4 separate regions of the Mus musculus genome follow, and regions 2, 3 and 4 are each linked to region 1. A link is a loop called in an ENCODE intact Hi-C map of the cell type or tissue named here. Cell type or tissue: heart. All regions are shown on one strand. Region 1 has its middle 58 kb from the start of Gm34035. Region 2 overlaps A230045G11Rik (a long non-coding RNA gene). Region 3 has its middle 27 kb from the start of Gm25909. Region 4 holds the start of Scaf8 (SR-related CTD-associated factor 8).

Evidence for each region. Hi-C counts contacts between places; a loop is a spot of excess contacts. Peaks named below come from ENCODE experiments on the same cell type or tissue, not always from the same donor. Only the 100,000 strongest peaks of a DNase experiment are listed, where the experiment ranks them.
Region 2: it touches region 1 in a loop (4-fold over the local background); 17 of 42 quality-filtered maps call a loop at or near these places.
Region 3: a loop joins it to region 1, with 6 times the contacts of the local background. A loop is called at or near these places in 23 of 42 quality-filtered maps.
Region 4: it touches region 1 in a loop (3-fold over the local background); 14 of 42 quality-filtered maps call a loop at or near these places.

Annotation. Positions count from the first base shown.
Region 1 is chr17:3,221,120-3,229,119 of GRCm38, forward strand. No RefSeq gene overlaps it. Among named protein-coding and RNA genes, the nearest start is that of Gm34035, 58 kb to the right of the region's middle. In heart, no CTCF peak of the experiment used is centred here; a DNase peak (open chromatin) is centred at 3,492.
Region 2 is chr17:3,095,525-3,103,524 of GRCm38, forward strand. A230045G11Rik (a long non-coding RNA gene) reads right to left here. Exons shown (of 6, transcript XR_003952289.1): 5 at 3,744-3,875; 6 at 3,398-3,413. It also overlaps the pseudogene Gm41522, the pseudogene Gm5679 and the pseudogene Gm4829. Among named protein-coding and RNA genes, the nearest start is that of Scaf8, 15 kb to the right of the region's middle. In heart, a CTCF peak has its summit at 3,941; a DNase peak (open chromatin) is centred at 6,987; H3K4me3 peaks cover 819 bases; H3K27ac peaks cover 556 bases.
Region 3 is chr17:3,080,913-3,088,912 of GRCm38, forward strand. It overlaps the pseudogene Pisd-ps2. Among named protein-coding and RNA genes, the nearest start is that of Gm25909, 27 kb to the left of the region's middle. In heart, CTCF peaks have their summits at 2,279, 2,601, 2,809 and 3,867 (motif pointing right); DNase peaks (open chromatin) are centred at 929, 1,629, 3,209, 3,769 and 2 weaker places; H3K4me3 peaks cover 1,923 bases; H3K27ac peaks cover 1,447 bases.
Region 4 is chr17:3,111,771-3,119,770 of GRCm38, forward strand. Scaf8 (SR-related CTD-associated factor 8) reads left to right here and starts at 3,202. Exons shown (of 20, transcript NM_134123.3): 1 at 3,202-3,648. The coding sequence starts at 3,619. It overlaps A230045G11Rik (a long non-coding RNA gene), which reads right to left and starts at 3,514. Exons shown (of 6, transcript XR_003952289.1): 1 at 2,817-3,514; 2 at 2,418-2,575; 3 at 1,518-1,577; 4 at 752-802. In heart, a CTCF peak has its summit at 3,115 (motif pointing right); DNase peaks (open chromatin) are centred at 3,241 and 3,911; H3K4me3 peaks cover 3,118 bases; H3K27ac peaks cover 2,252 bases.

The sequences.
Region 1 (8,000 bases):
TAATATGTTGTAATTCCCTTTTGCCAGCAGTAGAATGGCAGACATACAGGGGTTTCCAAATTCAGGTGTTAACTCCAGCAGGTGTCTCCCCACCCCACCCCATCTTGTGATTTAGTCAGTATAACAGTAGTTTTTTTTTTTTTTTTTTCAGTTTTCTCGAAACATAACATTACTATTAAGATGGTAAGCTTTATGCAGGTGACCCTTAACCACAGTTTCACATGTATTCTTTGTATGAATATTCACATACCACTGCCCATGAGAGAGGAGAGGACAGCTTTTAGGAGTCAGTTGTCACCTTCTGCTTACAGCTTCAGGGACTGCATTCAGAGCATCAGGCTTCGTACCAGGTAGATGTTGTTGTTCACTGAGCCATCTCTCTGCCCCCCCCCCGCCCCCACCCAGCTTAGAAAAGTATCTTATATCATCTCATGGGGGTTGGGAATCATTACAGCCGTCAATGAAGACAGGCTGTCTGTATCTTCAGCTTGACTCTGGTTTTAAAGATAAACATGAATACAGCCGCTATCTAATGTTCCTGTCATGGACATAAACTGGAAAACTCATCTCAGGATGTTCATCTACTACAGGATGAAGCAGCCACTACTGTTGCTGTGGAGACTGTAGGGCCAACACTGGGCACCTGTGCTTGTACAAAATGCAGATTGCCTCTTGGAAGGGTTGATAAAGGGAGCCACTAAAAACCACCATCAAACTCTGGTAGCAGGAAGAGGTGATTCCTGTTTTAAAGACTTAGTGATCAATAGTGGAGTATGAAGACAGTTCCTGGTGTAGGTGTGATGTGTGGTGGTCACCCCAGTGTTTACATAATAAACTATCGCTATTTCTTGAGTTGGAATTTGCTGATAACGACAAAGCTTGTGAGAGCTGTCTGTCAGGCTGTTTCCCTGGAACACAGGCATTCTGCTTGCGAGTCTGGGTAGATTGAATGGAAAGACTAGGCAAGTTTGCCAGTGTTGTAGTCTTGAAGGACCTATAACGTTGGGAGCTTGGAGTGATTGGCGGGGGGTGGGGGTGGGGTGGAAGGGAGAGGGAGAGGGCGGATATAGGCTAGCAGAACCTATGGTTGAATGCGGGCAAGTGCTTCAATACTCTGAGGAGATAAAGATGTCATAGGCTGTGAGACAAGGAAATAATTTGGGCTGAGCTTTGTGGGGCCGAGAAAGGGTCAGAGTCATTCCAGATGGGAGCATCAGCTAGAGCCAAGGTACAGCATGAAAACCACCTCTTGTGGTTGAGCAAGATTTGAGCCCTAACTGCTGAGAGCAGGTGGCCTCATGTTAGGAGGTAGGGGTGCTGAGCAGGATGGGATGGAGTGGGGTGGTGGCTAGTGGCTGAACCTGGGCAGTCATCCTATAGAAAACAAATTAAGAATTTCAGTTGGAAGGTATCTCACAACTCCCATGATCAGAATTCCTGAGTGTGTGTGGAGAGTGTAAATAGTCTTAGAACTATTAGAATACCCAAATGAATTTGCTTAGCAATTCAGGCAAAGGGCTGGCTAGATGGCTCAGCCAGTCTTATGTGCCTACTACCAAGTCTGACAATTTGAGTTCCACCCTGGGGAAGGGAGACATGTCTCCCAAAGTTTGCCCTTTGACCTTTGTATACAGGCAGCCCAGCCCACTCGAGACACAAATGAGCTAAAAGTGTTGAGAGCTAGTGGAAGAATGTTGTGGCCTTAGCCAGCCAGCCAGCCGGCCCACATATATGCTCGGTTTTGAGAAATGAAGATCCTGAATTGTAACTTCCTGTGGAATTATCATCCTGAAAAAGATACTTAGATTTGGTTCCTACCAGCTTCTTTTTTCAGTTGGGGCATCTTGGTTCTCAAGTGGACACTGAAGAACTTTAGATGTGCTGGTATTTGAAGCGAATTTTGTCTTAATTTTTATTCAGCATGTGTGTGTATGCACATGCACAAGAAGTTGCATGGGCATGCCCCTCACACGCCTTTCCCCCTGCTTGAGGCAGGATCTATTCCTCCCATGTTGTACACATGTCCCCTTAGGGACTGAGATTACAGGATCTTGAACTGTGCATCTGGCTTTTATGTGGGTCCTAGGGATTTGAACTCACATCTTCTTGAAGCAAGCACATTTACAAAAACGACTGAGCCACTTTTTCCAGCCTTGAGTTTCTTACAATGAATGCAGTCAGTTCTTGTTGCATGGTAAACCACACAGCCTAGGCTCTTATCCCAAGAGTTGAAGACAGTGAGCAAACAGAGCATCCTGCAGTGTTAGCCATGTTCATTGGAAGAGCTGAGAGACTTCTATTTCCTTTTGCACTGCCCATTTCAAACTCCCTTGCAATAATTAGACACCTTCTGAGAGAGGATGGTGTAATGAGCATTGAATACATTGAATGTATTTTTAAGTCACTGCCAACTAGTCAGCTCTTTAAAGAAGGTCCAAGTGAGAATTCTAGTTCCACAAAAGTATCTAGGAACGTTAGGAGGAGTTCCGCAGTGTGCAGGCAGGGACGCTACTGGCTATAACTATTTCTTGACTCCGCCCTAGCTTCTTGGCCTTTGGTTGGTGTAAAATGTAAGTTCAGACTTTCCGTTTCCCTACTTATTTAAATGACAAATTAAGTAACAACCCTGAACTTACAGTCGTTTTAGTTGGGCTGGGCATGAATCCTAGAGACGGTAACTCAAGACTGAACTAAACAGTTGGTAGAGCCTGATACTGTCCATTCCTGGTTTCTTGGTAACATTGAAACTAAAGCGCCTCTTTGTAAGGTGTCCACATTATCATCATCTGTGAGGGGAAGCCTGCTGTCTGCAGAGAGAGAGACCCAGAGGCAGGAGGAAGTGGTCTACTCCTCTACATTCAGATAACTCTAAACCAGGACTTGTATTTGTTTGAAAGAGAACAGACTGGTTGGAAGTAGCTGTGTTGTCTGTCTCCTGGCTGAAAAAGCTCTCCTAGGAATTTGCCCTGGCTTCACCTTTGCTGATTTGATTTTTAATATAGATTGTTCTTTGCCTTTTTTTTTTTAAAGAAATTAAAAGGTGTTTGGTGGCTAATGGGGTTTCTGGACTCCCTCCTAAAGCACACAGGGTCTATATCAAACCATAGTGAAGGTGGGTTGCTGTTTTTCTTTACAGCTGAGCTGTGTGTTTTAATGAAAAATTAAGAGGTTTTATTGAATCCAATAAGGACAAGAATTAGCTTAAGCCCATGACACAAAATACTTGATTTAAGTTTCTAAATGAGAAAGAAGATTCTGAAATTCCTGCCATTAGAACAGTCCAGAAATAGCATTGCCCCCTGGGTGAAATAAATAAAAGTCAGTAGAAGCTGGAACACCATGGTGCAAGCTGTAACCTGGAATGCATGGGAGTGGGACCTGTTCTGTAGTTCAGGTTGGCCTCAAACTCAGAGACTGTCCCTAGTCTCTGCCTACTGAGTGCTGCACCACCACCACCTCCCAGCCCCAGCAGGAATGTTTGGCCACTAACAAGCACCAGCTCCAGGGCATCTGGTGCCCTCTTGTGGCCCATGTAGGCATTGCATGTTTTATGGAACAGGAAGCAATGTTCACAGTTATCATTTGGAGCGTACTATAGTTTTGTTGTCTTTCTGTTATGCCTTTTGAGAGTTTTGCTATGAACTTCTCTGGAGCTCCCTTACTGTCTGCCTGCCTCTCTGAGAGCTGGGGTTATTCCTGGCTGGGTAATTTTTACAGGTTTTTACTGTTTCCTTCCCCCACCTGTTGTCCAGTTCATCCCTGCATCCCTGGACAGAAGCCTCAGCCTCCTGAGCAGGTGGGACTCGTGGCATTGCCCCCACACCTGACTTAGCCCGCAGTGTTTCCATCCCTCCTCCTTTGCCGTCTCTAGCAGCTTTGCCACCAGCTCACTTGTGCAAGGTTTTGCTTCTGGTCTGTGCTCATGGGGCCCAAACACTCTATGATCATACTACTAGCTCCCTCAGAAGATGAGAAGGCCAAGTGTTTTAACCCTCACCCTCAAGTGAGTAGTCTTTACGTGGGCAGGAGACTCGACCTGGGGATAATTACAGCCACAAACCTTTCGAAGTATAAAATTGTTCTCGGTGTTAAACGTGGATTATTGAAGTCACTAGAGACTCCGTGTAAGGCGAGCTGCCTTTGTTAAATGTGAAGGTTTCTCCACTCCTGCCCCACTCTTCTTTCTTTGAAAAGACATAATCAGTCCAGGTGCCTCTCTCTTCCCTACTGTCTTCTGTTGGGTTCCAAATTAGTCCAACCCTGGTACTGTTTGGGTAGAATTTAAAAGTTACACGTGTCCTCTCTTATCTCGTTTCCAATTCTCTGTCTATCTTTGTCTCTCGCTCGCTCCCTCTCCCTCCCTCCTTCTCTCTCTCTCTCTCTCTCTCTCTCACTCTCTCTTTCTCTCTCTCTCTCTCTCTCTCTCTCACACACACACACACACACACACACACACACACACACACACACACGTCTTGACAGAGCAAAGCACGCAGCACTGCATTGCATAAGCACAGAGTGAGTGGGCTGAGCAGGTGCAAGGTAGAGCGCTCAGGTTTTCCGGTGCGTCTTCACCACTCCTAAATACCACTAAGGGACCTGGCTCCCTCACTCTTTCTTGGTTACTCCTGAGAATGTCTTCAGAAAAGCTGTTCCAAGGAAAATCTATTCCATTTTTAAGTTGTAGTATAATCCATTTATAGTGATAAGTTTCACAAAGACATTTTTTTTGTGTCACCTCCCATTAATCTCTCTTGTCTCCATGCCCGGGCCTTGTCTTCCTTCCCCACATAGTCGACTTCACTTTCCTATCTGAGAGGTAGGCTGGCAGATGACTGATAGGTAGGTTAGGGAGATGGTGGAATAAATGCATAAATGATAGATAGGTCAATAGATGATAGGTATAGATTGATGATGACTGGGTGGGTGGGTGGAGGGATAGATGGATGGATGCATGCATGAATGGGTGGGTGGGTATGTGGATGAATGATGATGGATGCATTGATGGGTGGGAGGATGGATGGATGCATGGATAGGTTGGTGGATGGATAAATGGGTAGATGGATAGTTAAATGGATGGATGGATGGGTGGATGGGTGGGTGGATGGATAGATAAATGGATGGATGGATGGGTTGATGCATGCATGGATAAGTGGATACATGGATATAGATGATATGTGATACTTATTTCATGGCTTATTCACTAAGCTTGATGAACATTGTTCTCCCTCCTCAGCCCCTCTGGGGTCCTCAGCTCCATCCTACTCTGGTTTGCTTTCTTGCTCCAGCTCCGTTCAGCTCCAGTGGAGCTTCATCCTGGATAGCATAGCTTCTGTCTGAGCACTTTTGAAAGAAAAAAGAAAAAAGTATTGTTTGAATCCTTATCATGGTTCAAATAGATATTCTGTACAGTTCTCAACCATAATGGTCTAGATTTCCTTCCTTTCTTTTTTCTTTGTCTTCTTCCACCTCACGAAGAATTCTATCCTAAGCACACACTTTGCTGCTTCTATAGCTGGGGGACCGGCACCAAATTTGTTCTTGTAGTATCTCATGCCAAGTAGTGTCTGTCACAGACAGGCTTTTCAATGTCTGCAACAGAGATTTCCACAGATAAAAGAGCTACCTGCCGGTAGTGGCACACACCTTTAATCCTATCACTTGGGAGGCAAAGGCAGGTGGATTGTTAAGTTCCAGGACAGCCAGGGCTACACAGAGAAACCCTGTCTTGAAAGACTAAAGGGAAAAAGAGGACTCATTTTTCCCAGCATGTGAGCATTTGGGATGATGCTTTGAAGCATAAGAAAATCTTTGAGAATTGTGAAAATCTCGAAAATCTTTTATAAAATTCTCCCTGCCCCTTTGCTTTCATGAAAGGTTTATTTTCTCTTAGGAACACTGGCATTTTACACGCCAGTCTTTCAGCTCTTCTTCCAAATCGGTCCTTGTTTTGACAAACAAATGTATTAGATTAATTTATTAAGCCAGAAAACACTCAAGGTTAGACACTTAGCCTGAAGATTTTGTCACGAGAGCCTCTCACACGATCTTGTAATACCTTTCTTTCCCTTTGGTCATTCAGAAAGAGGCACCCCACTGCACGCTCCCATGATACTTAAAATGTAGTGTATGCCTGCCTGGTGTACTTGCCATGAACACACATCTGGAGCCCACAGTAGGACATCAGGTGCCTTCCTCTGAGGCTGTCCACCTTTTTACTTTGAGACAGGTTGCTTTACCTTTTCAGCTACAGCGTCTAGCCAGCAAGTTCTCTAGACCCCCCTGTTTCCCTATACTCTGGAGTCACAGGCAAGTATAGCCCAGGATGTTTTTTGTTTTGGGGGGGTTTGTTTGTTTGTTTGTTTGTTTTTATGTAGTTGCTTAGGATTTGAACTCCCACCGTTATCCTTGCAGAGCAAGCTGTCTTGTCCACTGAGCTACCCCCATAGCCCTCAGAATGTGTTGTGCCATTTGTCTCACTAGATGCTCGTTGTATACCATGCAAGCAGTGCCATAAGCTCTGAGTTATTAGCCAGCCCGCCAGCCTCATGCTCGTTGCAGGGACTGCACACATCTCTCTGGATGCTCCCACCACACACCACGCATGCGGTCGCTTTGTGAAATCCCACTCCCTGGTTAGCCAAAATCCCACTGACCAGATGTCCTGGGGATTGTTTCAGTCCCTGCCTCTTTTTCTCTCAGGGTTTAGCCCGAGCTTTAAACAATGTTACCATATTCCTGGATGTCTTTTGTGGTGTGGCAAAGGTATCAGAATTTATGTGGGAGTTTTTCACTCAAAGCCCAGAACTTGTTCCAAAGGTTGGAGTTGACTTTGTTGAAAGTTGCTCTGCCGGTGTTGGATGTTGGCTTGAGTTGACTATGTGGAAAGTCACTGTGTATATATGGAGGGCACAGATCTGTGAGCTCAGAGTAGGGTCAGAGGCTGGGAGGCAGATCCCCTGCAGCAAGCCTTCCGCCTTCACCTCCCCAGAGCTGAGATTAGTGAGGTGAAGCCCTCTGTAATGGTTCTGGGACTCACCTCCAGGGTATCACACACGTTAAACCAGCCAAGTCCCTGTATGGCTGGTTTTGTGTCAACTTGACACAGCTGGAGTCATCACAGAGAAAGGAGCTGCAGTTGGGGCAATGCCTCCACGAGATCCAGCTGTGGGGCATTTTCTCAATTAGTGATCAAGGCAGAGGTCCCCTTGTGGGTGGTGCCATCTCTGGGCTGGTAGTCTTGGGTTCTATAAGAGAGCAGGCTGAGCAAGCCAGGGGAAGCAAGCCAGTAAAGAACATCTCTCCATGGCCTCTGCATCAGCTCCTGCTTCCTGACATGCTTGAGTTCCAGTCCTGACTTCCTTTGGTGATGAACAGCAGTGTGGAAGTGTAAGCTGAATAAACCCTTTCCTCCCCACCTTGCTTCTTGGTCATAATGTTTGTGCAGAAATAGAAACCCTGACTAAGACAGTCCCCATTCCCCCATTAACTGCTTTAGTTGTTGAGACATCTCCCCCGCTAATGGAGCATAGTCTTCATAGCACTAATCTGTGCAGCGGTTTCTTCAGCTGTGTTGCCACCCTGGACTCCCCGCCATCCAGTGCTGTAATCAGATCCACTGGCGTGACGGGCTCTTTCTGTTTCCCCTGACATTCGTTCTGTCCTGACTCAATCCTAGACGTGTCCTGAAGACACTGGTTAACTAATTGGAATTGTTTGTATTCCTGATAATGGCAGTTTTAATTCCTGATATGACCTAGAAGCATAATTTCCTGTCTTGCCCAGTGCTTCTCAATCCTCTTAACTCTATGACCCTTTACTGCAGTCCCTCATGCTGCAGTGACAGTAAGCCATACAATCATTCCATTGCTGTTTCATAACTGTAATTTTGCTACTGTTATGAGTCACTGTGTTTTCCAGTGGTCTTAAGTGGCCCTTGGGAAAGGGTCTCAGATCAGTAAAGGGCTGGAGACTCACAGGTTGAGAACCGCTGGTCTGAG
Region 2 (8,000 bases), 130 kb before region 1:
TTAACTGGCCTTTGGTAAGTATACTTCCATTTTGATCTCTCTTTAGCCAGTGTGTCAAGAGATGGTTTCCTGACTTCAGCCATCTCAGGAACAAAATCCACCTTGCTAGCAGAGACAAAATTGAGTTCATATTCCCAGGCCCTGAAATTCAACTCCTATCCTTGCTTCTTCAGATATTTCATGTTTGTCTGTTAACCAGTAAAGGATTCAAAGAGGGAAATTGCCATTATTCGGTTATCTAACTAGGCACATAAGTCATAAATGTGTTTGCTACCTGTATTAATTGATTACATGCAGCTTGCCCACTACTTTGGGTCGGAGTCCAGAAGGGGACCTTCTTGGCAAGTTTCATCTGCATAATACAAAACATATGGATACGTGAATGCTATTTTATCTAGATGCTTGACATCATGAGAACTTGGTTTAAGTCCTGGAGAACATTTTACTGTGACATGTAATGAATATGCTTATCTTTCAATTGCAAGGCCCTATAAACATCAGCAGGACAGGCAAACATGCAAACAGAGCAGATAAGCCAAACATATTCTTCAGGTTTCCATCCGTAGCATCTGTCTCCTTCCGAGTAGGCGCACTGTCACAACATTTGAACCATAGCAGATACACAGAAAGCACCAAGAGCGGTGGCTGCATGGTCCAGTGTTCCTGTGAAGGGAAAACCAACCTGCTCTAATGCTTTCCTTGAGGCTACCCTCTTGAGCAGCAATTGAAAACACATGGTGCTCCAAAGCACTTTTCTGTCAATTTCTCTTTATTACTTTAAACAATTCAGGCTAAAATGTCTAGCACATGAAGACACATAAACTATCAGTTCAAAGCCAAACAAACTCATTTAGTCCTATTTCATTTACATTCTTCTTGACAGTTAAGTATGTGCATGAAGCTGGGCATGGTAGTACATAGACACTGGGGCAATAGTGTTGAGAATTTCAGGCAGCATGGGCCACATAGCAAGACCTGCCTCAATAACCACAACTATGATAATATCATGTGTGTGTGTACTAGAAAGCCAAGCCAATGAATAATAGGATTCATAGAACTATAGAGTGTAAATTTCATTGGCTTTTCTTATCAACAGTAAGGGTGTCTAAAGGCAGAATTGATGTATGTCATGGAGACTTTTGATGTCCAAAATTCCCAGTCTTCCTGTCTCCATATCCCATGTGCTTGGATTTTAGATGTAATAGAGTATTCTCATACTTCTTGCAAACCTATCACAACATACAATGTGCAGTTAAACTTTTCTGAAACAATGACCTCTCTTTTAAACATAGTTTATGAGCAGTTCTCTTTGATGTTTTTTGGGGACAAGAGATCATTCTGTAGCCCAGGCTATCCTAGACCTGTCTGTGTTGCTCAGATGGTCTTGAACCATGACAGTCCTGCCTCAGCCTCCCAAGTGCTGAGATTATACCTTCCAATGGTTTATACAGCTACCTCATCACCCACAAGAGTTTAGCAGACTCAGGTTCACAGTAAGGCCACTGGTACAGGCGATTTTTGAAGGGGGAAAAGCAACATGCTTTGCCTATGGACAGACAGGCAGTGGGAAGACACACACAATGGGTGGAGACCTGTCTGGTAAAAGTCAGAATACATCCAAAGGGATCTACACAATGGTTTCTCGGGATGTCTTCCTTCTGAAGAATCAGTCTCCATACTGGAACTTAAACCTGGAAGTTTATGTGATGTTCTTCGTGATCTACAATGGGAAGGTGTTTGATCTGTTCAACAAAAAGGCCAAGTTACATGTGCTGGAGGACAGCAGGCAGCAGGTGCAGGATGTGAGACTGCAGGAGTATCTGGTTACCTGTGCTGATGATGTCCTCAAGATGATCAACATGGGCAGCGCCTGCAGGACTTCTGGACAAATATTTGACAACTCCAATTTCTCCTGCTCCCTCCAGATTCTTCTTTGAGCTTAAGGGAGATTACATGGCAAATTCTCTTTGGTGGATCTGGCAGGGAATGAACGAGGGGCTGACATGTCTAGTGCTGACCGGCAGACTCACGTGGAGAGTGCAGAAATTGACAAGTCTCTCCGGGCTCTGAAGGAATGTATCCAGGCTCTGGGACAGAACAAGGCTCATACACCGCTCTGTGAGAGCTGCTGAGGACTTTGTTCATTGAGGAGAACTCAACATGACCACCATGATCTCACCAGGCATAAGCTCCTATGAATACATGTTAAACATGCTGAGATACACAGACAGAGTCAAGGAGCTAAGCCCCCACAGTGGGCCCAGTGGAGAGCAGTCGGTTCAGATGGGAACAGAAGTGATGGAAGCCAGCTCTAATGGGACTTCTCTGGCTGGCAATGAAGAGGAGGAGCTATCTTCCCAGGTGTCCAGCTTTAATGATGCCATGACTCAGATCAGGGCCCTGGAAGAGCTCAGGGAGATCACACAGCAAGGACCAAGCTGGCTTGAGCTCTCTGAGGTGACGGATCAGCCAGACTGTGACTTGGAGACCTTTGTGAACAAGCCAGAATCTGCCCTGACACAGCAGGCTAAGCAGGCTGTAAGCACTTCTCAGGCCTCCGAGAAGTCATCATGGCCTGCGCCTAGTCATGCAACTGGAAGAATAGGCTAACAAATAAATAAACAGTAAGAAACGGCACCAAAGATGACTTCAAATAAAGATCTGTTTGATAACACGCTAGCCTCTTCCCCTCCCCCCAAAACTTTGGGCACCTACTGGCTTTGGTTAGGAACTGAGTTAGACAGATTGGGTAAATGTCAGGTTCGGGACATCATGCCCAGGAAAGCTGGGGAGAGACGATCTTCTTTTCCTTGGTTTGGGGCAGGAAGAAGGAGTTTTAATGACTGCATCCTCTTCTCCCCCCTGTTGAAGGGGACTGCCGTTTGGGTGGCTCCCCTGTAGAGCATCCAGCTGCTGGTAGAAACACTGTTAGGTGCAGGCTCTGGAAGAGAAGCTGTGCTTGTCTGCCTCCTGCTGCCTCTGGCCTGCAGTATCACCCTTGGTCTGAGCACTCTCATGGTTTTATACTTTCAGAAAAAGGTTTAAAGACCTCTTAGGGTTTTTTGTTTTTTGTTTTTAATTTTTTTTATTACGTATTTTCTTCAATTACATTTCCAATGCTATCCCAAAAGTTCCCCACACCCTCCCCCCCCCCACTCCCCTACCCACCCATTCCCATTTTTTGGCCCTGGCATTCCCCTGTACTGGGGCATATAACGTTTGCCTGACCAATGGGCCTCTCTTTCCAGTGATGGCCGACTAGGCCATCTTTTAATCCATATGCAGCTAGAGTCAAGAGCTCTGGGGTACTGGTTAGTTCATAATGTTGGGTTTTTTGGTTTGTTTTTTGTTTTTTGTTTTTTTGTTTTTGAAGCTTTTTATGTTCTTGCTTGTTATGTATTTATATGTTGTACCTAACAATAAAGAAAGAAGGAAAAAACATAGTTTACATTAGTTATGAATATCCCAAACACAAATACTTTAAACTTTATCAAGACAAGATTAAATTCATATTTTAACAAAATTAAATCTAAAATATTTTAAATGATATTTATCTACTTTATGAATATCTGTTATAATAAAACTGCACTAGTTAACATTTTAAATATCTTTTAATACATTAGTGTAACAGCAGCTATATTAGCAATAACATAGTGATCACATTTTATATGACATTTGAACTGTTCTTTTCTGTTCATGGCCCATTTAACAAACAAAACTTGAAATACAGTATGGATATTTACCATTGATATTGCAGCTCTCCCCAGAGAAATTGGAACTAACTTCTGGAAGGACCTTCACTTTTCTATGATGTGACTTTCACCCGTGTCAGAGATTTAGTCTTATTCTGTTCATTGATGACACTGTTCTTACTCCTATTAAGCAGATATTTTGAGATTAAGAAATTTTAGTAGCACTTAAAATGAAACACTAGAGGGCAGGTTGGGCACATAAGAATGACCTTATCTACTTTATACAAATGTAGATGGGTTTGTGGGGCTTTTTTTTTTTTCATTAATTTATTTATTCACTTTACATCCCAATATCAGCACCCCCCCCCCACCTCTCCTCCTAGTTGCTCTCTCACACACAGATCCTCCCCCAAGCCTCCTTTCCTTCTCATGGGAGGGGTGTTGTTTTGAGACAGTTTCACTAGGTAGGCTAATCTGGAACTCCCTATAAAGGCCAGGCTGGCTGCAAACTCATAAAGATTGGCTGGCCTCTACCTCTGGAATGCTGGGATTAAATGTACGTGCTAATCTTGACAGACAACAAATGTGGTTTTATTGTTTGTGATCTTTTTTGACCAGAATCTTTTTGAACTCGTATGTAGGCAAAGATGACGTAGAACTCTGATTCTCTTCCATTCCCCAGTCTTCATTTCAGAGACAGCCTGTAGGTTGTTCCCTTGGGTCATCAATTACAGTTGGATCTTAGCAGTTAAATTCTAGATCTTGAGGCAAATAGTAATAACAGTTAATAGGTTGGTTTTCCAAGAGAAAGACAACGAAAACAGAAAAGTTTTCCTGGCCTACACACCATTTTAGGAGAAAAGAATTAAGCTAGATGGTAATGTTTAGAAAACAGTAGTTTACATTAACATTTGCACCTCAGGCATCTGGAAATTTTTCTGGAAAAAGAATGGCAACCTGGTGCTTAAATTCCCATAGGACCAAATCAGTGGAGGATGTTGATTCATTGTGTTTGTTTGTTGTGGAGGATGTTGATTCATTGTGTTTGTTTGTTTGCTTGCTTGTTTGAGCTACCTAGTTCTTTCTACTCTGGGCTCTAGTTCTCAGCCCTCAGCAGTTAGAGATGTTCCATGCATCCCTTCTATCATTCAGATGGAAGACAAGATACCCTTGGTCTCTTTTCTGTCTCCAAACTGATCCTCTCATTCTTCTCTTTATCCTCTACCATGTCCTGCTCCAAAACTAATATAGTCCCTGAGGCTCTCTTTCTATCCCCTCACCACTGAGTCTTTCCATCTTCAAGTCTCTCTCTCAGATAGATAGATAGATAGATAGATAGATAGATAGATAGATAGATAGATAGATTTTTTTAAAGATTTATTTATTTTATGTATGTGAGGACACTGTTGCTGTCTTCAGACACACCAGAAGAGGGCATCGGATCCCATCATGGATGATTGTGAGCCACCATGTGGTTGCTGGGAATTGAACTCAGGACCTCTGGAAGAGCAGTCAGTGCTCTTAACAGCTGAGCCATCTCTCCAGCCCCGACCTAGAACTCTTTAGGACTCCTCCCTTCATCTTCCACGTGCTGGAGTGAGACAGTGGAGTTGTGGCAGTTCTGTTTGAGGTGGTCTGGGAACTGGAATCACCCTCAGTTGAAAGCCACCACATTGATGCTGGGAATTGAATCCCTGTCTTCTGAAAGGGTGGCTAGTGTTCTTCACACCTGAGCCATCTCTTGACCCAGGCACTGTGTTTTTTAAGGGTCTTAGGTTGTGGTGATAAGAAGGGTGTCATTTTACTCAGAAGTAAAGCACTTGTCCAAACTGGAAACTGGTAATCCAGAAAGCCAGTAGAGGACCTCCAATTGCCCTGCTGTGCCCATCCTGTTGCCTCTTTGCTTGCTGGATGCTGCGGTCACCGGGAACCCTGCACACCTCCCTGCTCCTCATTAGGGAGCCCATATAAAAAGTGCTGGTGGGAGCTGTGGGTCAGGAAGGTGGCTCAGTGGGCGATGCTACAGGTCCAGGCCAGATAAGCCGTCAGGCCCAAGTAACCTATGGGGAGCAGAGCCACAAGGTCAAAGTAGGCAGGGTGCGGGAGACTGGGCAGGTAGCTGATCACAAAGTACAGGTAGATGGCGCAGACCAGTGCCATGATGCAGGAAGTGATGGCTTTGCTCAACTGGCCGTTGGCAAACTCCTGCACGACAGCTGGCATGCTGGTGAAAGTCAAAATGGGCAGCACAGAGAAGGGCAGCAGTAGACTCTGCAGAACATTGAGTAGATCACTGAGGCCGGACAGGTCCTTCAGGTCTCGGAAGACAGCCAAAACAGTGGGCAGGATGTTGCAAGAGCGAGTGAGAAGGACCTGAGTGAAGCGGGACCACCGCAGCTTAAGGAAACCCTCCATCATGAACTGTCCTGCATAGGTGCTGGTCATAGTAGAACTCTGCCCCGCTGCCAGGAGACCTACTGCCAAGATGTTGAGGGCCTCAGGGCCAAAGAGCTCATTCATATTTTTAGAAATATGATTTTTAAAGTTTGTAACAGTATCGTTTATTCTCCTGTTGTAATTGTCATCTCTGAGGCTTCTTGCCTCTACCTTGCACTAACCTAGGCCTAAGTCCTGGAAGCCTCTAGCCTCTAAACAATCTTATTGAGGCCTAGAATGTTTTCAGCCTCTGAGGCTTCCTGCTGAATATGCTCACCTTTTTAAAATTTAGATATTTCTTTATTTACATTTCAAATGTTATCCCCTTTCCTAGTTTCCTCTCTGAAAATCCCCTATCCCCTCCCTCCTCCCCCTGCTCCCCAACCCACCCACTCCTGCTTCCTGGCCCTGGCATTCCCCTATTCTGGGGCATAGAACCTTCACAGGACCAAGGTCCTCTCCTCCCATTGATGACCGACTAGGCCATCTTCAGTTACATATGCAGCTGGAGCCATGAGTCCCACCATGTGTTTTCTTTGGTTGGTGGTTTAGTCTCAGGGAGCTCTGGAGACACTGGTTAGTTTTGGTCCTGTGTGAAGTTTGTACCCATAAACAAAGTTTAACAAGCTTGTGGTGGGCAGCATTCACAACTCTGAGCTGCCACACGCTGGCATATCTGGCTTCCCACTGCTGTCGTCCTTGGAAGAGCCAGGCTCTCCTAACCTCTGGCCTGAAGTCTAGCGATCCTAATTGTCATTTTTCTGAGACTCTGGGATCCAGACGCCTAGCTGAAGTTTGAAAGGAAGTACCAGCGTGAGGCCACGCCCCCAGAGAGCCGACCAATCATCACCAACCCACCTCCACCCTCCTCTCACAGAGCCTCTGAAAACACCAGGCCAGGTCCAGGACTCCAGGGGCTTGGCTCCCGGGTGTGTTCGCTTTGGCAAGCTGCAGGATCTACAGACTCTTGGTCCATAACCTGGGCTTTCCCACACTGCTAGGTGGCCATGGCTCTGACCCCATGCTAAGCTCGCGGGCATCAGGGTTCAAGAGAGTGAGGCGAACGGACTGTGAAATGAAGGTGGACATGAGGCAGAGCAGACGGCTCCCTGAGGAGCTAGCACTCGCCACCCACTTGGGAAGGGGAGTTCCTTTTTTCTTCACCTTAGTTTTACAGCTCAGGTTTCCCAGAAAGGGTAGAATGCAGAGGGCCAAGACCAAAGGGGTTTGGTTGAATCCCCACCAGGAAGCTGGAGAACTTGGTGCTGTGTCCATATGGGGCAAGTGATGGGGACCAGGAACTCCCAGACTGGGAATATGGGGTGGTGATCCTGCCTCTGCCACAGCTCACTGAGTGGGTAGCTTTTCTGCTACTCTTTGCTCATCAATGGAGTGAAAGTGTCACAGTCAGACATGAAACCAAGTGTCTAGCCAAGTGAGTCACTTGAGAGGGCACTCCTGTGAAATCCTACAAAGTAACATAAAGAGTTCTATCTATGACAGTCTTTTTTTTTTTTTTTATCCTGAATAAGTATCTTTTTAATTGGATATTTTTATTTACATTACAAGTGTAATGTAAATAAAGGAAAACACCCTCCCCCTATAACTTCCCCTCCCCCTGCTCAACAACCTACCACTCCAGCTTCCTGGTCCTAGCATTCCCCCACACTGAGGCATAGAGCCTTCAAAGGACAAAGGTCCTCTTCTCCCATTGATGTCAGACTAGGCGATCCTCTGCTGCATATGCCGCTGGAGCCAGGAGTCCCACCATGTGTGCTCTTTAGTTGGTGGTTTAGTCCCTGGGAGCTCTAGGAGTACTGGTTAGTTCATATTGTTGAACCTCCTATGGGGCTACAAACCCCTTTCACTCCT
Region 3 (8,000 bases), 140 kb before region 1:
CACGGAAGGGCAGGAGGTAGTAGAGGATGGTCAGCAGCCAGGAGCGCAGTTTCAGAGCAGGTCTGGACATGCAGCTCAGCTGGCCTAGCCTCCGCCATAGGGCCAGCTGGAGAAAGTACAACCTGCAGGACACATGTCCACACGTGGCCTGGGTCAGTGCCTAAGTCTGGAGGAACCTGAGGAGCAACCCCTCAGCCAGTGCCGGTCCTGCTCCCTACCCCTACCCTGCCCCCTCACCCCCAGCAAGCTGCCTCTCTCTCCAATGGAACCAAAGAGTTCCAGCAGGCATTGCAGTGCCCATTCCATTCTAACCAACTCAAGTTGTGAGACAGGGGCCTGGTTGCCTGACTACTGGGCTTATTTTCCAGTGTCTCCCACCTGCCGGTGTGCTGAGTGGGCGGCAGCTCAGGAACAACTCCTAGGAACCTCTAAGTACAGCAGCAGCCTGAGCAAAGGCCTTGGAGCCCCTAATGGGAAGGAAGAGAATCCACTTTATACCCACAACCTCCCATGCTTAGGAGGGTTGGGACCCAAAGACAGTTCTGCCCTCACAGGTGCCAGAAAGACGAGACACAGTGCCATGAGCCTAGACAATTGGGTGACACCTGCCAAGTCTTTTGTTCCTCCATCGTGGCACCTGAGAAAACCTTCAATCTTTTGCTTCCTCTTCTGCTAAATGGTAGCAGTGGCTCCATCCACAGGCTCAGGAGGCTCTCCACCTAGCTCGAAAGCTGCCTCCCTGCTCTGCTACAACCACATGTATGACCCACTAGTTTTACAAGGTCATTGTCTTCTATTCAGCCAGCTTTCCAAAGGCACAGAGAGGCCTTTTCACTGTAAGCTCAGCTTCCTGAATGCAACTAAGTTGTCTGTCACACAGTGGGCATCATGAGACTCTACTGCAACCCACTCTAGGATGTTTGAAAAAGCACAGTTGATTAAACAAGCTAAGGCTGCCATCTGAGCCTTGCTCAAGAGAAGCTGAGTCCTGTGTCTCCTAGAAACTGAGCAAAGCAAAGAACAAAAGGGGATTGCAACAGAGAACTGGTGAGCGGCACAGGCTAAGACCACAGCACACCAACTGTCCTGCTCTCCTCCTTTCTCTTCCACAGGACCCCAGTATGTCTCTAAAAAACAAGAGGAGGTGGCAGGGACCAAGCAAAGACAAATCAGCATTCTCCTGTGGGCTGCCCTTCCCAAGTCACTGCAGAAGAGCGGATGCCAGTCCAGAAGAGCTTGGGGGAGGATCTGGTAGAGGAAGCAGGGGTCTAGGGAGGAAAAAGGGGGCCTCGGTGCCCTTGCCAAAGACCAAGACACAGGATAGAAGCCCACTGCTTCCCCTGCCTTACCCCATTCCCCCAGCCAGAGCCATGGGTACCTGAAGTGAGTCTCCTACTCGGGGCACAGAGGACTCCCTCTCCAGACCCCTTTAGCCACTCCCTCCCCCCTGAGGCCACTGGACTTGGTGTCTGACCCTCCTGAAATTATGCCGGGGTACATTGAGGGTTAGGTCTCATGGGCAGCATCTCACTATTTCGCTGCTGCTTGGAGCTCCGGTTCTGGATGCTTCTCTGACTGACACATCTTGGGTAGGCACAGGGAGGGTGTGGGCCTCCACGAGAGTGTGCTCCTGTGCTTGCTGGCTTGCTTGCTCACTTGCCTTTTTTTTTTTTTTCTCCTTACTCCCCTTCCCCCTCGCCAGAGAAACTTCAGTGTGGTCACTGCTCCAGTTGTTGGTGGCAATGCTTCTAGTTTCCGTTCACTCTTGGTGGCTCACAGGCACAGGTTAGAGGACCACAGCTATTACAAATAGACAGGCACCAAACACCTGTTTAGACCTCCTGTTCAGGTCACCTGCCAGGGTGTTGCCAGGGCAGAAGCCCTTGTACTTGGGCCAGCCCTATCACTCAGCTTTGGTCACCCTGAGGCAGGGGGATTCCCTTGAGTAAGGAAGAAGCTGAGGCAGGGGGATGACATGGTTATGTAGCCACAGCCTCAATCTGCCTGTCAATCACCGGCCCCGCCCACTCAGCTGTGCTCGCCAATCAGAAAAAAAAAAAAAAAAAAAAACAGCTGGGCGGTGGTGACCCACGCCTTTCATCCCAGCACTTGGGAGGCAGAGGCAGGCGGACATCTGAGTTTGAGGCCAGCCTGGTGTACACAGAGAAACCCAGTCTCGAAAAAACAAAACAAAACAAAAAGCGAGAGGGAGCATTGCAGTGATAACCTGTCGCCACCGGGTGCCGTGCGAGAGCAACCGTCTCAGGGTTTAGCCCAGAGAAACCAAGTCTTGAAAAATCAACAAACAGGCAGGCAGTGGTGGCGCACGCCTTTAATCCCAGCACTTGGGAGGCAGAAGCAGGCAGATTTCTGAGTTAAAGGCCAGCCTGGTCTACAGAGTGAGTGCCAGGACAGCCAGGGCTATACAGAAAAACCCTGTCTCGGAAAAAAAGAAAAACAAACAAACACACACACACACACACACAAAAAGGGGAGCTTTGCAGTGACAACCTGTCGCCACCGGGTGGTGCGCCAAAGCATCTGTCTCAGGGTTAAGCCCAGAGACACCAAGTCTGGGAAAAAACAAAATTAAATTCAATAAAGAAATAAATAGATAAATAAATAAATAAAATTTAAACATTCAAAAATTAAAATTAAAAAATAATTAGAAAAAATACCGTCTTGAAAAAAACCAAAAAAAAAAAAAATAAATTTTGGAACGTTGCAGTAACAACCTGTCACCACCGGGTGGCACGCCAGGGCAACCGTCTCAGGGTTAAGCCGGGAGACACCAAGTCTGGGAAAAACCAAAACTAACTTCAATAAAAAATGAATAGATAGATAGATGGATAGATAGATAGATAGATGAATATTAAACATTCAAAATTTATTAAAAATAAAAATAATTAGAAAAAATAACAACCCAGTCTCGGAAAAAAAGAACAAAAAAGAAAAAAATGGGGGGCGGGGCTCAGAGGAACCAAAGCCAGGACAGAACTACAACTCCCAGCATGCCTCGGGGCTGAGGCAGGGGCATGCCGGAGCCTACACTGACCTGAGATGGCCGGAGAGAGTCTTCCTGTCCACGACCAGTGACTGCCTGCTTCCAATCTGTGGTCCCCGGGCCAGCGGCGCTTGCGGCAGCAGCAGAGAGACTCTGGGGGGCTTGGCAGGAAGTCCCGCCCGCTCGGCCACAATTGACGGCAGCGGCTTCCAATCGAGAAGCTTCTCCACTCCCTGTTTCCAGGAGCAGGAAACAGTGCCAGAAGTCCCGCCTGCCCAGCCGTGACTGGCAGAGGCTTCCAATGGGAGGCTGTATTTCTTTCCCCTACCACCTCCGCCCGTAACTGACAGAGGCAGCGTCTGAGGCTTTTTTTTCCCCTCGATAAAGGAATGCAGAGGCTTTAGGTCCACGCTGCGCGGTGGGCGGGGGCCTCATCCGGAGGGGCGCTGCGGGCAGAAGACTGCAGCCGCCGCAGGCCCCGCCCATCACCCGTCGATGCTGTCAGCCCCAGGTTCCTGTCTCTGCTTTTCCCCCCGCTCCGTTCCCGCTCTCCCCCTACCTCACACACAGTGCATGCTCAGTCCCTGCCTCAGATCCGTGACTCGCGGTCACGCCCCTGCCTCAGCTTCCACGTGTCACGTATTATAATCTATAAAAATAGTCATAAAGTAAAACGCCCCCCGCTGCCCATCGCGGGCATGACCCCGCCTCATGCTCACTCAGGTGAGACCCCACTATGGTCTCCCGCGTCTCAGCTGACGCCGTCCCCGCCCAACCGTGGGGTCCCGGGAAAAGTCAGGGCGCGTACTGCCGCCGCCATGACACCCACAGGCCAGCAGAGGGCGCCCTCGGCTCCCCTCACAGACGGCCCTGAGCTGTCTGCCCGCTGTGTGTGCGGGTCCCACGGGTGGGGGGCTGCGACCCCCAGGGAAGAAGATGTCCACTCGCCGGGCCACCCGGGGTCCCCAGAGACTGAAACCGCCCCACCCCACCCCGCGGAGAGATCCGCATCTGCAGAGACTCGGGCGGGCGGGCGTGATTTTTATATAAAATAAAAAAAGTCTCGTGTGCTTATCGTGTGGGAGCTCACTCTGTAGCCCAGGCTGGCCTCGAACTCAGAGATCCACTGCCCCTGCCTTGTCCCAAGTGCTGCTGGGATGAAAGGTGTGTGCCACCCCTGACTGGCGACCCTAAAACTCTTAAACCTCAAAAATAAAACCCTAGACTCCTGGGTCTGGTAGATTATCCTGATGATGATGATGAAGATGACGATGAGGATGAAGACAAGGAAGACACACTACCAGTGTCAAAGAAAGCAAAATTTGACTCCTAATAATAGCAACTGCCTGTGATCAGTACCTGTTGACAAAACTAGTTCTTTACCCCTCCCCCGCCCTACAAAATCCACATCAAAGTGCAGTGGTCTCTTGTGCATGACTGACACTGATCAGCACCACATTGGACTTCTGCTCATCAAGTGTCAATTCAATGGAGCAGGAGGAGGGGCATGCGGGGCAGTTAAGGGGAAGACATATAAGCCTGTGAGCTCTCCAGGTTGGACCACACATTGCCCTTTTCTCAGGGAAGGAAATGGAAATAAAAAGCCAACAGGGCAGGGGTTTTGTCAGTGGAACTCTGGAATCAGTTGCTACAATCAGAATCTGCTTTCTTGGACCATGTTTGAGACTTAGAGGAATGGGTCTTTCTGCCATAGTTCCTCACTAGTAAAGAATGCCAGCAGTTTCTTTGTATAAAAATCATACATTCTGAACATTTTAGTCAAGCTACAAGTTTGGAAAAACTTTTGTGGGGGAGGGGCAAAATAAAGTATCCTCTTTTTTTTTTTTTTTTTTAATCTGTCCCCTTCAAACTGCAGATTTTTTTTTTTTCAAAGTGTGGATTTGTCCCTACTTGATTAAAGATTGAGTGGGGAAAAAGAATTAAGGCTGGGGTGACGTTCTGTGGTTGGGTGCCCACCTAGCATGGATGAGGCCTGGGTTTAAGACCCAGCACTGCAAAAGGAATAAATGAATGGATCTGCTCAAGCCTCAAAGGCATTACCTCAAAAATAGACTTACAGAGTTGGGAGTGGTGGCCCAAACCTACAATCCCAGCACTTGGGAGGCAGAGGCAGGGTAACTGTATTGTCAACATTTTGGTGATGTGGCTCTAAATATGCAGTTAATACCCATGTGTTCCTTCTTTTTCTCAAAAACCTGAAGCCTTACTGGTGCCTATGGAGGAAAACGCAAACTCCTTAACTTGGTGTTCAAAATCCCCCCTCCCTTTCTTCAGACTCTGCTTTTTGATCTTCAGTTCGTGTCATTCTTGTTGAATTCCATTCACCATACTTACAACTCAGATCTGCTGGTTTCCCTTCCTAATTAGAGGTAGCACATTGAACCTGTGTTCCTAGCTCCTGCCTCCATGCACACTTGGTCCCCACTCTGCCCATGAAGGATCATTCTAGTCACCCTTGCACAGTAACCTCCCTTTTTGTTTGCTTTTTTTTTTTTTTCTTTCAGTTGAGTTGGTCTTAGGTGCTTGTAACTAAAGAAAGACTCCAAATTCTCATAGACTGGGGATTCCTGTTATAGGAGATGGTTAGTAGAACTCAACATCCTAGTACCTCTTCTCTTGTCACCTTGTTTATAGCAGTCTTGTTTGCCACCTCCTTCCTTTGATTACACGAATATATATATATTAGAGAGAGGGGGAAGGATAAGGAAAGAAGTAAATATATGTAAGCAAGACCAGCTTTCCCCCCAAATTTCCAGAGTACACTTGTGTGGAATCAGTAATTCTGGCTCTGAGTTGCTGGTGTGTGTGTGTGTGTGTGTGTGTGTTCCTTCTGCTGGAAAAAGCTATTCCAGAACATGTTTTTGTTGAAGTCTTCATTTTCTGCTCCCCAGTACCTAGATTATGGGTCATAACCTAATAGATATTTAGTTCATAGCCTAAAAGATGTTGACTGACTGACAAAAAGGGCATCCAGAACGCAAAAGGCCTGAGCTTGATGTCTCATTGACTCACTAATTGACATGCTTGATAGGAGGAGAGAATTGGCTCCTACAAAATTTCCTCTGATCTACACACACACACACAAATAGAATTAAAAATTAATTAATTAATTAGGAAAAACTTGTTAGTAAAGTTGTTTAAGGCTGTTTGTCTAATGTTACTGGCCTTAATTATACATTGATAGTGACTTACTAATAATGTCCCTTATGAATGATAATTTAGAATTGAAATTTGATAATTATTTAAGCTTAGTCATACTATCAAGATTTTTGTGTCTTGTTTGTTTGGACCAAATGCCATAACAGTCTCTCTGTATGTGAAGCAGTGAGTTCCACTTCTCTTTTTCCTGACAACTGATTTTAGATCATTTAGTTTTCTAATGTGTCTTGGTCTCCTTTACCCAAAAATCATGGGAGGAATACTTCAAAAAATAAAAAAGAAGTTCATAATAAAGACCTGGCCACAATAGATGGCAGGTCCTTGTTCCAATTCTGAAAGTAATTTTAAGTTCATCAAGTGTATTGAGTGAATTTGGTCAATATCTACTTAAACATGCTCTTATTTTTAGACATTGGCCTCAATATTTTAGTTTTAAGCAATTTTCAAAATATAAATCTTAGCCGGGCGTGGTGGCCCACGCCTTTAATCCCAGCACTCGGGAGGCAGAGGCAGGCAGATTTCTGAGTTCGAGGCCAGCCTGGTCTACAAAAGTGAGCTCCAGGACAGCCAGGGCTATACAGAGAAACCCTGTCTTGAAAAAAAAACCAAAAAATAAATAAATAAATAAATCTTGAAGGGAGGACTTTTCTTCAAATTTATATTGATTTTTATGTTGATTCCAGAAGTAGAATAATGTGAAAAGAAATTGTATGACACTGGATACATAATTAAACAGCTTTTCAATAGGCAAAGCCAGGCTGGATGTGGTAGATCACACCTGGAGGTCAGTCAGCTTGATTATGCAACAAAAGTCTCTCAAAAAAGAGAAAAAATAAATAAATAAAAGGCAAAACCATATATATCCCACTGACATTCCTTTGGGTCTTACGATATAGCTCTAGCTGACTTGGAAATGGCTACACAGGCCAACCTAGCCTTGAACTCACACAGATCTCCTACCTTCTACCTCCTAAGTGCTAGGATTAAAGGTTACACAGCTCTTTAACATTGGCAAATTTGATAGCTCCTCCCCAATTCTTGTATTTCTATTTCTTTTTATGAGCTACCTACCCTCTAAACAAAGCTTTCCTAATCAGCTACTCTCTTACCAGGTTTTAAAATGTCCCTTAAAATGCTGCAGAACTTTAGCTACTATGTAGTAAATGGTACTTGAGCTCTCAGCACCTTCTTCAGGAGGTTCTGGACTGTGGAGTTAGAGGAAATACCATAATTTCATCTTGCTTGGAAGAATCTCCTTCATGAATCTTTGAAACTGCCTGAAGAAGAATATTAGCCAACAAAATGGATCAGTGGGGAAAGGGTGCTTGCTGCCAAGCCTGATTTAGGTCTCTGGGATCCACATAATAGAAGGAAACAACTCACAGCCATAACTTGTCCTATGACCTCCACTCACATAAGGGATTCCTATCTTCAATAGTAATCAGAACACAAAAGTGAACTGGTGAAATGTTTGATGAATACTATTGTTTACTTTATAGACATTAATGTAGAATGCCAAATTTTGTAATTTTCCTAGAAAATTTCCAGTTTATGGCTTTATGTGTGAATTTGGCAAGAACCAATCAAATGGCATTGTATTCTCTCTCTCTCTCTCTCTCTCTCTCTCTCTCTCTCTCTCTCTCTCCTTTTGTTTTCTTTGGTTTGGTTTTGAGAAAAGGTCTCACTATATATATCCATGGTGACTTCAAACTCACAGTCCTGCCTTAGCCTCTGAATGCCACACTCACAGACATGTGCTATTGTTCCTGGCTTAGTTACTCTCTTAATAAATTCCCAAGTACATATAATATACTTT
Region 4 (8,000 bases), 110 kb before region 1:
TGCCTTTTTTTTTTTTTTTAAATTTATTTTTATTAGGTACTTTCTTCATTTATATTTCCAATGCTATCCCAAAAGTCCCCTACACGCTCCCCCACCCACTCCCCCACCCTCCCACTCCCACTTCTTGGCCCTGGCGTTCCCCTGTACTGGGCATATAAAGTTTGCATGACCAATGGGCCTCTCTTTCCACTGATGACCGACTAGGCCATCTTCTGCTACATATGGAGCTAGAGACATGAGCTCTGGAGGTACTGGTTAGTTCATATTGTTGTTCCACCTATGGGGTTGCAGACCCCTTTAGCTCCTTGGGTACTTTCTCTAGCTTCTCCACTGGGGGCCCTGTGATCCATCCAATAGCTGACTGACTATGAGCATCCACTTCTGTGTTTGCTAGGCCCCAGCCTAGTCTCACAAGAGACAGCTATATCTGGGTCCTTTCAGCAAAATCTTGCTGGTATATGCAATGGTGTCAGCGTTTGGAGGCTGATTATGGGATGGATCCCTGGATATGGCAGTCTCTAGATGGTCCATCCTTTCGTTTCAGCTCCAAACTTTGTCTCTGTAACTCCTTCCATGGGTGTTTTATTCCCAATTCTAAGAAGGGGCAAAGTGTCCACACTTTGGTCTTCGTTCTTCTTGAGTTTCATGTGTTTTGCAAATTGTATCTTGTATCTTGGGTATTCTAAGCACTGGGCTAATATCCACTTATCAGTGAGTACATATTGTGCGAGTTCTTTTGTGATTGGGTTACCTCACTCAGGATGATGCCCTCCAGGTAGATGGTACCTTTTCAAAAGATTTCCTGCAACGAGACAAACACGACTGACGAATCCCTCCTCCCCGAAAAAAAAAAAAAAGTTTAATAAAATGATTCCCAAACTCATATGTTACCGCCTAGCCCAATTGACATCAGAGAGGCTTCCTCTGGCAGTTAATGTGAATGGATGCAGAGACCCACAACCAAAGGCAGAGCTTGGGGAACCCTAGGGAATAGGGGAAGAAGGATTGTAGGAGCCTGGGGTGAAGGACACCTGGGAAACATGGACCACAGAATCATCTAAGTAGGCCTCATAGGAGCTCACAGAGACTGAAGCAACAATCACAGCCTGCAGGGTCTGTACTAGGTTCTCTGCATACATGCTGTGGTTGTTTGTGGGATTTGAGGGAAAGGGAAACTAGAGAGAAACTGGGCTGAGCGTAGGGAGGGAATGCTGCAGTTGTGAACGTGTTGTATGAGAGAAGAATAAAAAATATAAAAATGAATAATTGTGTGATTTTGAACTGGGGGATATTAAAAATAATAAAAAAAGATTATGAACTCTAAAGGGTAGGGGGGACGGAGGATTTCCAAGTGGAGAGGGATGGATGGGCTGGTATGATATAGGAACAATGCTCATTATGACATTAACAAACTAAAATGGTAGAAGCAGCAGGAGACAAATTGTAGTTTTCAGAAGAAGTGTGGAGGAGGTGGGCTTTGCTTAGCTTACAGTAACAGTGAATGTTGTAAAACTAACCTGGCCTTTGAGCTCCTTGAATGAAATTCTGTGGGAAAGGTAGTGTCTCCAAGGGTTCTCCTGAAAGAGAGACATCTTTCATTTGCCACTGTATGAGTCCATGATCTATGCATATTTGGGCATTCATATGATTAAAATCACATACCACTCCACATGCACACTCCTGTACACATGGGCTTGTATGCATACAGACCCCTTTCTAGTTAGAAGACATATATGGTAAGAATAAAATAAATGGTATGATAAATTACCAGTGCCATGGCACTATAAAACTATATATTCTATACTTTAATTCTATTGGTAATAGGATAGGTTTACTTATGCCAGAACCATCTCTAACATGAGATACGCTGTGCACTGCTATGCTAAAATGTCTCTGACATCATATGATGGGACTTTTCAGTTTTATCATCTCTTATGGACAGAGAGCAGACAAATGCTCTCTGTTGTCAAGGGACAGTGTGGAAGACTGCCATGTGCAGAGAGGTAGCAGAGCCTTCACACCAATGCAAGATGGAAGGATGTATTTAAAGGGCAATGGAAAAGTATCACAGGGGGTTAAGCAAGGGATGTGTCTAAAATATATCATTTTGGCTACTGTCCAGAAAAATGCAAGCTACTCGGAGACAGCAGGATCGTCAGGGTTAGGCCTGTGAGTACTGGAAGAGGTGGAGATGATCTGCTTTAGAGATAGCAGGTGAAAAAAATGGAAGAGTCCCATTGTAATTTTTACCTTCGAAACGGCCAGCACCAGGAGCAAAGCTGTGAATGAAGCCGACTTAAAAGACTATTTCATAAGCCTCTTGACTTAGCTCTTAGGAAATACTAATCTAAAGCAGCCCATCCCCCCACCCCTTCCTTTTGCATGAATTTGGGAAGAGCGAAGGCAATTAGCAGTACCTGTGGGAACGTTCAGTGGGAACAATCGTTCCCCCGCCGGGTTTAACTTCAAGCAAGCACGAAGCATTTTCACCCGTACCACGTCTGGATCCTAAAACCCGCAATTATCCCTCTGCTCCGATAACCTGGGGCCAAATTCCTTCGGAATAACCCACCTCCTAAAAAACCAAAAACAACAACAAACAAACAACAACAACAAAACCAGGTTGCATATCCGCGTCCAAACGGGGGCGTTCCGGGTTCCTTCCCGCCTCCGGGGTGCCCAGGCCCGGCTCGCGCAGCTCGCATTTCCCGCACGGCGGCTGCACGCGACCCGAGCCACCTCGTGTGTGCAGCGTCTGTCCCCCGCCGCCAGGACGCCGGGGCACAATGGTGGCGATGAGTAATGTAAGTCAATACCCGCTAAAGTTCTCAAAGGCACTTCAATCCCTCCTCCACCGCAGGTGCCATCCCACCCGGAAGCGGCAACGAAGACACCGTAGTTTCCTCCATTCGGTCTCTTCCCCTGAACTTTGTTTTTGCTTGTTTCTAGAGCGGCGCTCATCCGCGGGATCGGCCACCCGAAGCCCCTCCGTCCAGCCGCAGCGCTCGCTCCCGCGGCCCGGGATGAGGACAGCCAAGGGCCTCGGGTCCCCCGCTCCCGCCGCAGCGACTCCAGACGCTCTGGCCCACGCCATCTCTATGGTCTGGCGCGGCCGCGGACCTCGCGCGGCCTGGTCGCCAGGGGGCGCGCTGGCTGGCGCCGCCGACTCCGAGTGCGCGGCTCGACCGCGTCCGCCATATTGGATGCCGCAGCCGCCGCGGTCAGCGCTTCCTCCTGTGTCTTCGCTGCGCGCTGCAGGTTCCCGCGGCCTAGGCGGCAGGGAGGTGACACAGGAGCCCGTGGGAGGAAGAGGAAGGAGGAGAAGGGGGTGGAGAGTGGAGGGGGCCGAAGCTTGAGTGTGGAGGCCGCTTCCGAGCGAGGCGGAGAAGCAGAGAAGGCGCCGCGCCAGCCCCTCCCCCGCCGCCGACCCGCCCCGGCGGCCTCCGTCCTGCTCACTGCGCCCGCCCCGCGGCCATGCTGGGGCCTCGCCGGCGCTGAGGAGCGTCGCCTGCTCGCAGTGCTCCGCGGCCTCCTGGGCCCGTCGCCCGCCTTTCCGCACGCATCGCACCCGGCCGCCGCCTCTTCCTCCGTCGGGCCCCGGGCCTCTGCGCAGACAACATGGAGGCCGTGAAGACCTTCAACAGCGAGGTTCGTACCGCAACCCGGCCTCCCCGCCAGGCTCGGCCCGGCCCGGCCCGGGGCTCGCGAGCCGAGCAAGGGCGCGGGCCGCAAGCAGCCTCCCCCGGGTGGGGCGACGGCGGCCGGGCGGCCGTGGGGGAGGGGAACGGCCCGCGCCCCTCCCGGGGCCGGGCAGGGCTGAGGGAAGGCAGGGGGAGGGCCGGTCCCCAAGGCGGCCGCGCCACGCTCCCGGGTGGGTTCCACCGAGGACTATCACCTCCCACCCCCCACCTCGCGCACGGCCCGTGGCCTGGCAGGGTCTGAACTGTTTGCAGGACATCACTCTGCAGGCCCTCCCCGGTGGTGACTGAGGAAGCTGACACACGGATGCGAGGCCCTGGAGAGGACCCACGGTGTGGTGATCCATGGTCACGTTACACGTAGTGTTTATTATTGAGGTTCTGTTGACTAGGTGACTTGGCAGCCAGGGACTTCGCTAATTGGATGGTTGGTAGCAGGCAAATTTATTCTGCGATCTCCCCCCCCTCCTTTTTTTTTTTTCTTTTTTAATTTCTGCTTGCCCTTCTGATCATCAGTTAGGGAGGAAAAGACACAAGTGCTCGGGAGAGTGTGTGCACTCAGAGGGGGTTAGAAGCTTGGAGAATCATTTGCCAGGGCCTCATTCACATGTCAGGCCAAGCAGATTTTTAATTTTCTTTTTTTAATGCAGGTGTCCAATTTTTACTCTTTGCTGGGTTTACTGATCTGATTGGAAGGCAGGCTTCGACAAAATAAATTCGATTTCTTCTTAAGGAATAATAGCAATTCGGACATTAAATGTAGCAAATTCCGGCTCAGCTCAGCATTATCTACTTGTACCTTTTAGAAACATAATTAAATGTATGCTAATTAGCATAGTTTTCAGAACTTTTGATTTGGGGATGTTAATGCTCAGTAATATGACATTTAATGTCTTAAGTACATGAGTTTTTAAAATAGCATCTGTGGCTGCCCAAATGGGACAGTGCTCTTAAATGCCTTTCTGCAATTTCATCGTAATTTTTGTTTGTTTGTTTATTTATGGTAGGTAGCCTTGGGAAAGGCTGCAAAAAGGGTTGTTGAAAGTTAGATCAAGTTCTTGAATATGCGTCTTACTTTAAGTAGTGGTGACCTTCCTGATACTGAGAGCAATACATTTGGAAATCTTGTGAATTTATAACTGATAATATGGGCAGTTATCCTCTTATGAAACTTAATTCTCTCTCCCAATGATATATATTTAGAATATGGAATAAAAGGAATTTAGTGATACTGTAAATAACTTTTTTTTTGGTTTTTTGACACAGGGTTTCTCTGTGTAGCCCTGGCTATCTTCGAACTCACTTTGTAGACCAGGCTGGTCTCGAACTCAGAAATCCGCCTGCCTCTGCCTCCCGAGTGCTGGGATTAAAGGCGTGCGCCACCACTGCCTGGTTCCTGTAAATAAGTTTTTAGTATGTTGTTAACTATATAAGAAAACAGCCAAGTTGCTTTTTAATTTGCTGCATACAGCACTAATAATGAAGTTCTTTAGTTACAAAAAAAAGGTCCCTTCTTATGTGGGCTTGGTGGTGAATGCCTTTGATGATGCTAGTACTCTGAGAGGCAGAGGAAGATGGGTCTCTCGGAGTTCACGGCCATATGTACATGTATATGAGTGTACATATAGAGTTCCAGGACAGCTAGGACTGTAATTTCTCTCTTAAAATAGCAACAACAGCAAAACCTCACTTATTTCCAAATTACCGAATTTAACCCTCTTCCACTGTTGTACTGGCTAGTTTTGTGTCACCTTGACATAGGCTGGAGTGACACAGAGAAAGGAGATTCAGTTGGGAAAGTGCCTCCATGAGATCCAGCTGTAAGGCATTTTCTCAATTAGTGATCAAGGGTTTCAGGCCCCTTGTGGGTGGTGCCATCTCTGGCTGGTAGTCTTGGGTTCTATAAGAGAGCAGGCTGAGCAAGCCAGGGGAAGCAAGCCAGTAAAGAACATCCCTCCATGGCCTCTGCATCAGCTCCTGCTTCCTGACCTGCTTGAGTTCCAGTCCTGACTTCCTTGGTGATGAACAGCAGTGTGGAAGTGTAAGCTGAATAAACCCTTTCCTCCCCAACTTGCTTCTTGGTCATGATGTTTGTGCAGGAATAGAAACCCTGACTAAAGCCAGGCGGTGGTGGCACACGCCTTTAGTCCTAGCACTCCGGACAGAGGCAGGCAGATTTCTGAGTTCAAGGCCAGCCTGGTCTACAACGTGAGTTCCAGGACAGCCAGGGCTATACAGAGAAACCTTGTCTTGAAAAGACCAAAAAGAAAAAAAAGAAACCCTGACTAAGATAACTGTGCTTAGTTTTCTTCTTTGTTTAGGAGATTCCTAATGTGTCTGTCCTCCTTTCCCTAAGAGGCTTTATCAGAGCTCCCACCATGATAGGTATAAACAAGTATTAGTGCTCTGAGAGCACACTAGAGCAGTGTGGAGAAGGAGCTGTGAGTGTGGGCTGTATTGGAAGGAGAAGGGCTGGTGGGCACACGGCTGGTGGGCTGTGCTGCCTCCTGGAGCTCTTGGCTGTGTTGCACTGTTTCTCTCTCTTCCTTTTTTCCCCTAAGGATTTCAGACTACTTAAGTGTTTTCCTTTCTATCTTGATAATGTTGTTATCAGTTTGAAGTGGGGTTAGCCTAAAAGTAGAGGATAGACTCAAGGTCAAGGAGACGTACCCTCAGACTGGAAGTTGGAAGTAGGCAAGGGTCCACTTCAGAGATAAATGTCCCTCTCAGTCCTCTTTATTTGGGAGAAGTCCTCACTTAGATTGCCTAGGCTGGTAACACGGGAGCTAACTCTGTAGTCCAGACAGGAGTTGTATTTGTTATGTGATACTCCTGCCTCAGCCTCTCTGGTAGCAGGATTATATAGGCTTGCACCAGGCTTGGTCCCTGTATACTTTTGTTTAAGAACAAAATGCATAGCCTTGTTAATTTAGAAGAGAAAGCCTGATTGACCGTTCTGCATACATGGCTGCTGTGGTGCATGCTTTGTTACTGCAGTTGAGCACTTGGAGCAGCTCATTCATTGCTTTCTATTAAGTCATGTTTGCAAAGTACAAAAAAGAAGGAGTCTGAATTACAGGCTTGGGAGGAAATCATGTTTTCAAGTGCTCATAGTGAATTTGGCTTTTAAGGCATCAACATTTAGCTCATGGTAATAATGACTATTATTAGTATTGTTGAGACAGGGTCTTACTGATGTCTCAGCATCCTGAGTGCTGGGATTACAGGTGTGTGGCACTACACTCCTGGCTAGCTCAAAAAAGTATCATTACTGTTTGGTAGCAAGATATTTTTAAACCTTCAAATGCTTAAAATATGAAAGTTGGATGTCTTGATACACACTTTGTAATTCCAGCACCTAAGAGGTTGAGACAGTAGGATTGCTCTGAATTTGAGGATGGTCTGGGCTACATACTTTTTTACACCAGATTAAGCCATATTGTACAATTGTGTCTGAAACAAAAAGCAAGACAAATAGATGTTTAAAATAAGAAGGGTTAGCAAAGGCTTGCTACGTCTCAGGCTTTATAATTATATTCCATATAATTATATAATTCTGTTTTACTTTCTATTCATCAAAAAAACATTTTCTTGGAAATAGCATGCTAGTGATTGTGAAACTAAGAATACAGCTTGATTTATTTATTTAAAATTAATCTGCAAAATGTGAATGAATTTCAGTCTGAGTTATCGCCTATCATCTTCCTCCTAATTTTTCAAAGGATTTCTCTGTCCTTCACCACTACATTAAAGATCATTATATCAGGAGATCCTTTGTTCAAGAATTTTGGAGTAAATTCCTCCTCATTACCCTTAGTTGAATGAGAGTTAATCCCATGGCCATTATTGCCAATTCTGATACAATGAGAGAAAGTTTGTCCTTACCTTGGAAGACTCATGAGAATCAGTGTGTGAGGGAGCAGCTAAATTAGATGGAATTAGTCATTATGAGGAACTCTACTTGCTACTGTTCCAACTAGTCAGTTCTTACAGAGACTTGGGAGTCCTTACCTAGTGAGAAGGACAGCTTAACTGGACGGACAACTGCATCGGGCTTGCCCTGAATGTTCTTGGGAGCATCTTCATGTGAATGGCTGTCTGCACTGTATTGAAGGCTACTAACTGAATGGAGGCTGTTCTTATAGGGGCCTCTTCTCTCATGCTTTGTTTTAGAAAAGGAAGGGAATGTCTTTATATGATAAATACCTTCTTTAGAAAATTTCAGTGCAATTGGGGAAGAAAATTTGAAACTCACTGTTTAAGGTGAAAAGTTTAAGAGTGGGTTAGCAGTGGTTATGTCTG